Regions from separate parts of the Homo sapiens genome. Here region 1 is linked to region 2. Evidence: chromatin contacts called from ENCODE Hi-C data. All regions are on one chromosome and are shown on one strand. The core of a region is the stretch at or near the end of the contact, and the rest is flanking DNA. Distances in the headings are between cores, read along the strand shown.

Region 1 (4,096 bases), core at 573-3,072, 110 kb after region 2:
AAGCGATCCTCCCACCTCAGCCTCTCCAGTAGTTGGACTATGGGCATGCACCACCATGCCCAGCTAATGTAATTTTTTTTTTTTTTGGTATCTTGTAGAGATAGGTTTTCACCATGTTGCCCAGGCTGGTCTTGAACAACTGAGCTCAAGAGATCCGCCCATCTTGGCCTCCCAAAGTGCTGGGATTATAAGCATGAGACACCACACCTGGCCAATTTTTTTTTTTTTTTTTTGTTTCAAGTTTTCACAGTGTTGCCCAGGCTGGTCTCAAATCCCTGGCCTCAAGCAATTCTCTCACCTCAGTCTCCCAAACTGTTGGAATTACAGGTGTGAGCCACAGCACCTGGTCACCTGCAACATTTCAAGTGTTCAATAGTCACGAGTGGCTAGTGGCTACAGACAAAGGACATTTCTATCACAGTTCTTTTAGACAGTGCTAAGAGTGGCCCAGTAGAATTTAGAAGAAAGACATGGTCTTCTTTGTCACATGGGCCTTAGTCCTAATCTCATTTCTTCTAAGTAGTGAGATGACTTTGGGCAAGTCATTTGACTTCCCTAAGGGCTCAGTTCCTGCGTCTGTTAATGGGGTACTTCTACTTGCATAACAGGGTCCTTCTGAGAGTTCTGGCATCAGTGCTCAATTGGCAATAACCTCCTTTGTCCTGCACCTCCTGCCAAACAACCTATTTCTCTTAATCCCTAGATCACCTGTATTACTAGAAGCTCATTTTGAGCTTGAAGGTCTGGCCAGGAGCAGAGGGAATCACCTTTCCCTCAATGGTAGAGAGGGGAATTTGTGATATCCTGAGATTCTAAGATTGTGATACCTGCCCAGGCAGGGAGGGGATAGGCTTTGCTTCTTCTGCACACCTTGCCTTTATCTCAACTCATTTCTTCTCTCAGTCACTGCCTGAAATGAATGAGTGTGTTGAAATGAGTAATATTTGGAGTTTCAAATGAATAATTGTTACATAAATCATTAGTTCTCAAATTTTAGTGGACATCAGAATCACCTGGAGGGCTTGTCAAAGCACGGATTTCTGGGCTCCACCCCCAGAGTTTCAGGGTCTGCAGGTCTGATGTGGGGCCTGGGAATTTGTGTATGCATTCCCAGGTGCTGCTACTCCTGGTGGCGGTCTGCAGTGTACCTGAGTCATGGAAGCTGGAGCATTTTTATAAGCAAAGATTAAATTGTATCCTTGCTTTACACAGAGGATACCCAGCACGTTCTTGAGGGCATGAGAATTCCTTATAACATTGTTATAATTGTGATTTCATTGTCAAAATAGAAAAGATTCACCCCGATTGTGGATTATAGATTATCTTTGTTTCCTTCATTTTTTTTTTTCTTTTTACAAACCCTTGTATCAAGAAGTGCTGACTTACAATAGAGGACGGCGAGGGAGCTGCTCTGCTACATACAAAATTCCCAGCCAGAAGCAGGTGGTCTACCAGTGGTTTACCACCAGGTTCCCCACAAAACTGGCAGTGCATGAATGGCATAGATGACGGTCTCCAAGCCAACTGCAGCATGTAGATTTCAGTGCCTGCTTTTGCATTTGTATGTACAATCACATTATTACCAAGCAATTTCCAGAACTGGCAACATTTGACTTTTGACCTAGTGTTTCTCAAATTGTCTCTTCCCTTTCTGGTGATACCATGGCTGTAGCTGGACCCCTGGGCCTTCCCTATCCCTGCTCCTGTTTTGTTACTCCCAGGCTACTTGGTGGGAAAGTGAGACATTTCATTTTCAGGGCATTTTTGGTGGGTGAGCGTCGTAATCTACGATTTTGCCTGTAGAGGGCAGCAGCACCAAGAACTTCTGGCTGCATTTTCAGTGTCAAGCGTCAGCCTGGTATCTCTCTGTTCCTTCCATCCCTCTTGTCACCTTGCCCTTTTTTTCTGGAAGTCACATCTAAAAAAGATATTTGCAAAGTACCCCGGTTGCCTCGGCAACTGGTGCTCAGGAAGGCGGCCTGGGGTGTAGCAGCGGTGTTGGCTGGACGCCCACCTGCTTTCAGCGTGGCTGAGGGGACTGCCCCCACCCCACAGCCTGGCCACCTGGCAATGCCCAGTGACTGTGGGAGGTGGCTGTCTGGGAAGCCTGTTCTCGCTGCCGACTTCTGGGGCTTTGCTCGCACATATCCTCTTTTGCTTTCTTGTCCCCAAAATGCCTCTTCCCAGAAAGAATCTGAGTCAGTCTCTCGTCATTAGATTAGTTCCTGCCAAACTACGGCAGATGTCAAAGCAGCTGATAGGAAGATTATGATTCTCCCTTTCGCAACCCCAACAGAAAAAGCGGAGTAAAGAACCCGAGCGGAGAAGGTTGTCAGGCAAAGTTCCGATGAGGAGGGAAGATGGTTCTATTTTGGCAGCTCAGTAACCATATTCCCATTCCCTCTGCCCCATTCAACATGGAGATGCAGGAAGGAGTCCCCCTTAACTCCCTGTCTGAACAGCCCAGGATCTTTGGATTTAATGTTGCCTTAAAACAAGAACAGTTTCCTTTCTTTCAATAGACACCCCTTGACTTGGCCCACATGCTTGTGGATGTAATGGATTTTCTGAGGAGTATTTTTCCTGGTCTAGTGCTGTCTTTCCTGCATGAACTCACTCATACTCTCTCAGTTGCACACACGGGTTTCAATTTATCTTCTTCCTGTCAGACAGCACCTGTTCTGTCACAAGTGAGCGATAACTCCTGACAATTTCTTCTCCTGAGGCTCACAGGGAAGGAAGTTCTCTGAACCTCCTGGTTGAGGAGCCACTCTGCAGTGGTCTCAGGAGTTCATTTGGTTTGGAACCCTCCTAGTGTAACCCTACTCTTGTCCCGGAGTGAACCCTTTCTCCTTAAGGAGATGGCACAAGATCTTAGACACATCTTAGATCCAAGACCCCAGACAAAATGGCTCAGTTCAGAAAAGACTCAAGTCATCAGGATGGTAAAGTGGGCTCAGGAAGTCCTGCAGCCACCTGGGCATCCTTTGTGGGGAAGAAGTCAGCAGTGGCCCCAGGAAAAAAAACTAGATCAAATCCAGGGGGTCAGGGCAGAAGTGGCCTGGCCTTGTGTTGTGCCAAACCCCTATTAACCTCAATAGGGAAGGCACTAGGTTCAGGAGGCTGAAGAAGAGACTCAGAGCCAGCAAAGGAGACATGGTGTTTTTTTTGGAGATGGAGTCTTTCTCTGTCACCCAGGCTGGAGTGCAGTGGTGTGGTCTTGGCTCACTGCAACCTCCGCCTCCTGGGTTCAAGCGATTCTCCTGCCTCAGTCTCCCAAGTAGCTGGGATTACAGGCACGTGCCACCACACCCAGCTAATTTTTGTATTTTTAGTAGAGACAGGGTTTTACCATGCTGGCCAGGCTGGTCTTGAACTCCTGACCTCCGGTGATCCCTCCTGCCTTGGCCTCTCAAAGTACTGAGATTACAGGCATGAGCCACCATGCCCGGCCAATGTGGGGGTTTTATTAGGGGCTCACATACAGGGGAGAGAGTCCAGTGGTGGTGTGCTGGACAAGATAGCCACCTTACAAACAGTCCAGTGGCAGCAGGCTGGGCAGGAAAACCGTAACTGCTTGCAAACAGTGTGCAGTTTAAATAGCGTTTTCACCTAACACCCTCCCCTTAATGACCTCCACCTGGCAACCTTTGTTTAGCCCAAAACTCAGGGCCTCAATCCCTTGTATGGCCCGCATTCCATGGGATGGGTGGGGGGCTCGGATGTTCATCACTGATAAGGTATGAATCTCCAGGTTGGCCATGCCGGATTCCTTAGCTTGAAACACACATTCAGATGTGTCTGCCATACAGGGTCATCCTCAGGGTCTGCTTATGTTATTGCTATCAGGTGTGTTTACCCTCCACGCAGCATGTATCATGCAGCCTGTATCAGCCACAAGTGTCCAGGTGGGAGAGCAACTGGTGGGGGCGCTGTGGCAGCGGGCAGGAGGGAGGGAGGCTGACTGGTGTTGGAATGCCTGTGCCTCTCTGTTGACTGCCTTTTCCCTCCTGGGTTCTACTTCTCTGGTCTCTCACGCCAGGCATCCCCTAAGTCTTTCTTTCCCATCAGAACTTTCCTCCTTTCACACTGAGGT
Region 2 (4,315 bases), core at 1,033-3,532:
CAAGACCAGCCTGGGCAACAGTGTGACCTCATCTCTTAAAAAATATTAATAATTTAGAACATCTGATATAAAATTACAAAGTGTGTGGTGCTAATAGTCCCAGAATTCTCAAACATGTGACTCCTAAACCAGATAGCAATGACCTTAAAGTCAGGTTATTTTTGGATAATGTATACATCAAAGATTCACAAGCAGATTTTCAACGAAATTACTGCACTCTACAAGGCACTGGATATAATAAGCAAGGATTAACACCAACTGGGTATGCTGGCCACCCCCAAATATTTTCTGTAAAAACTCCAAGTGAATAGTGCTAAGGCCTTCCAAAGGCACATATTTATCTTCTGATATGCACACAAAATGATAGACAAATTACCAAAATTAAGCAAGCCCTAATTGCATAATCCCTCCTACCTTCTTTATTTAAGGGCTTTCTTACAACATACTGGCGGACATCATCTTCTTTAGAGAGATTGAAAAGTTTGCGGATTCTGCTAGCTCTTTTGGGGCCCAGGCGGCGAGGCACTGTAGTATCAGTCAGTCCAGGAATATCCTTCTCTCCTTAGAAGAAACAGTTGAAGAGATTTTAATTCAACAACTTCCTTAAGAATCCTAAATCAGAATGTTTAATGTTGAATTGATGGTAGAGAAACAAATCCATTGGTCTGTAAGTCTGGATACTGCAAATGAATAAGCATTTGGACAACTGGCTTTAAATCAATTTCAACGAAAATTGAACACAAGTAACCCTCACCTTTTTTTACAATAACCAAGTTGAGAACGCTCAGATTTGCATCCACAATGCAACCACGAACTGATTTTCTCTTTCTTTCTCCAGTTCTCCTTGGTCTGTAACAGGAATGCCCCTTACTCAGTAGCAGGCGGACACGGCCATGGGTCAAGACACCCTGCTTCATGGGGAAACCTTGTTTGTCGTTCCCACCACTGATTCGGACCACATAACCCTGCAAGAGCATACAATGAATGACACATTTACTATTTCTATTCCAAAATTATACAGTACAGGATTGTGACCTCTGTGAACACACCTATATGAGAAAGTATAATTATGAAAACCAATTTGAACTTAAGCACGTTTTCTCTGTTCAGTGAGTTTTGTCTATATTCCCAACTTGTCAAGTTCAATTATCAAATGTCTTTCAAGTCGCATTTCTAACCGATGTTTTATTAGAGATAACAGCACTAAGAAGATAAAATATCAAACAGCAACAAACAAATCAGATACAACCCTTTTTGGCACTTTGGGGATTATGAGGACAGCTATGTGACATATTGCCAAATGCATGATGCAGGGCAAGAATTATGTTGATGTAAACTTTACGTATATTTTATGGCTTACTCTACGTCCCCCCCTCCAAGGTAATACCTCTAACTTTATAAAGTGGCATTCGGAAGCAACTTACCAAAGGTCAGAAGCCAGAACCCGGAGTCTGAACCCCATTCCAAATACCAGTTACCAATGGCGTTTACCGTCTCTGACTTAAATACCTGCAACAATTTGTCAACTTTTACCTTCCATTCTTCACCCAGAGCGTCAGCAGCAACTTCTGTGGCCATACGCTTCTCATAGAAAGTACGAAGTTTGCGTTCATCGTCCACTTCAATGAGTTTCTGGCAGCCAGTGGCTGGGAAGGAGATGTTCAGCTAAGGATTAAAAGGGGGGAAATAGTTTACGAAACTATCTATACAGGTAATTGTAGAGCCATCTACAAAGTTAATTCCACTGCAAAAAGCCTTTCATGTTGCCTCCACACAAGCAGGAAATATAAGATGCCGACTGTACTCACTAAAAGCACGTGAAAGCAGAGTAGCAGTCAAGAAGCGCCGCACTCAGCAGGACGTTTTCCCCTCAAGCCCCGCGGAATGACTCTGGGGGCGAGGGCACTCCGCAGCCGTTCACCCTCCCGAAGCAAGAAAGCCGGGGTCAAGAGCCGCACCACAGGCCTGCCGCAAACTGGGCAACACGCCGCATCCGTCCCGGCTGGGCGCGGGGACGCCACCATGGCGCTCCCGGCCCGCCGCGGCTCCAGCCGCAATCGCCTGCCATCCGTTCGGCCAAAAAGCTCCATGCCCCAGAAAGGCGAGCCTTCTCCTACTTGAGACCCTTCTCCACCTAAAGCCAGGATCCTGGAGTGCTGGAACTGAGGCAATGCCGCGTTCTGGGACTCGATTCACGTTCCCCAAACCCAGTCTAACACTCGCCACCATCACCTACCTTCATCTTGAAGCAGCTGAACGCCTCCGAGGCGCCACGGAAAAGAGGGCCAACTTCCGCTTAGCGCAGGTCACATAGGCGCTTTCAGTTCTCGCGAGATGAGCAGAAGTACGGGATAGCGGAAGTGAGCATGGGTGGGCGGTACTTCCGGGCGAGATTAATCAGGGCCTGGGAGGTAAAGTCGGTTGGGTGTGGGTCTGAGGTTGTGCCAGTGGTGGTAGTCTGGTAAGGCAAACCCGCGTGTAATTCTGAGGGCTAACCCCTTCCCTGTCTAGTCTTTTCCACGCTGCCTGGGTTTTGGAGCTGGGCGCCAGCGGAGCCCCACTTCTGTCCCAGGCACTTTGCATCTGACGGTACCAAAATAGGAGGGCAAGGCCGGGCGCGGTGGCTCACGCCTGTAATCCCAGCACTTTGGGAGGCCGAGGCGGGCGGATCATCTTAGGTCAGGAGTTCGAGACCAGCCTGGCCAACATGGCGAAACTCCGTCTCTAATAAAAATAGGTAAAATAGCCAAAAATAGGTAAAATAGCCAGGCGTGGTGGGGGGCGACTGTAGTCCCAGTTACTAGGGAGGCTGAGGCACGACAATCGCTTGAGCCCAAGAGGCGGAGGTTGCAATGAGTCCAGATCGCACCACTGCACTGCAGCCCAGGCGACAGAGAGAGACTCCGCCTCAAAAAAGTTCGAGTTCGAGACCAAGTAAACAAGAATAATTTTTACTATCTAAAACTATCACATACCATCTCCCCACTTTAGTGTCACAAAGGTTTGAGTTTAGGACTGTTTTACATTCGAAGTTGAACGATTCTACTGAATCCTCTTTGATCATCTCACATTAATTCATGGAATCTTGGTGAAATGATGCTTTTTAAAATCTGAGTACTGTGTGTCATTTTTTTGTTGAGGTGAAATTGACATAACTAGTCATTTTAAAGTGAACAATTCAGTGGCATTTAGTACATTCACAATGCTGTACAACCACCATCTCTATCGATACAGTTCCAAAACATTTTCATCATCCTAAAAGAAAACCCTGTACCCTGTTAAAGCAGTTGCTGCCCCTTCCCCATTTCGACCAGGCCTGGCAACCACCAATCTGTGTTCTGTCTCAGTGGATGTACCTACTTCATAAAAATGGAATCATACAATATTGACCTTTTGTATCTGTCTTCTAATCTTTTGAGTCGTAGCATGTATCAGTACTTCACTGCTTTTATGGCTCAATATTCTAGTGTAGATATAGACTGCAGTTTGTTTATCCATTCCTCCATAAATAGACATTTGGGTTGTTTCTGCCTTTTAACTACTGTAAATAGTTCTTCTATGTTTGAGTACTTGTTTTAAATTATTTTAGGTATATACCTAAGAGTGAAATTGCTGGGTCATATAGTAGTTCTATTCTCAACTCAGGGAGAAACTGAAACTGTATTCCAAAGCAGCTGAACCATTTTACATTCCCACCGGCAATGTATGAGGACCGCACTTTATCAAAATCATGGCCAACACTTGTTATTTTTTTAATTTTTTAAAAATTTATTGTAGGGACAGGGTCTCGCTTTGTTGCTCAAAGTGAGATCCTGTTGGTCTGGAACTCTTGGCCTCCAGCATCCTCCTGTCTCAGCCTCTGGAGTAGCTGAGACTCATTGTGGTTTTGATTTGCATTTCCCTAATGACTAATGATGTTGAGCATGTTTTAATGTGTTTGTTGGCCATTTGTATATCTTCTTTAGAGAAAAGTCTGTACAAGCTCTTAGCTCCCCCTGTTATTTTTATTGAAGTAGTGGGAGTAAATTAATGTGAGGCAAAGAGAAAGTCTAGAACTATGGGCTAGTTTTTTTTGTTTGTTTTTCCTTTTAAAAATATTTTAGGGTGGCCAAATGCAGTGGCTCACACCAGTAATCCAGACGCTTTAGGACGCTGAGATGGGAGGATCTCTTGAGGCCAGGAGTTTGAGATCAGCCTGGGCAAACATAGTGTCACCCTGTCTCATTTAAAAAAAAATTTTAATGCGTTTTTAATTGTGGGTAAAAAACATATAACACAAAATGTATCATCTTAACCATTTTGAAGTGTACACTTC

The links. Hi-C counts contacts between places; a loop is a spot of excess contacts on that map. Pooled maps may share reads with other maps.
Region 1: a loop to region 2 is called in a pooled map, with 2.3 times the contacts of the local background. The contact joins the enhancer-like site here to the promoter of RPS6 in region 2. A Hi-C loop is called at or near these places in 1 of 50 pooled maps.

Annotation. Positions count from the first base shown.
Region 1 is chr9:19,491,474-19,495,569 of GRCh38, forward strand. The region is part of intron 4 of LOC105375988 (a long non-coding RNA gene); the gene reads left to right. Among named protein-coding and RNA genes, the nearest start is that of MAP1LC3BP1, 30 kb to the left of the region's middle. RefSeq lists an enhancer at 1,510-2,033. Within about 2 kb of position 1,823, at least 13 of the 41 ENCODE cell types and tissues checked have a DNase peak (open chromatin) inside an H3K27ac peak, as active enhancers do.
Region 2 is chr9:19,377,954-19,382,268 of GRCh38, forward strand. It overlaps RPS6 (ribosomal protein S6), which reads right to left and starts at 2,283. Exons shown (of 6, transcript NM_001010.3): 1 at 2,237-2,283; 2 at 1,534-1,665; 3 at 755-965; 4 at 415-561. The coding sequence starts at 2,242. RefSeq lists an enhancer at 1,598-2,797.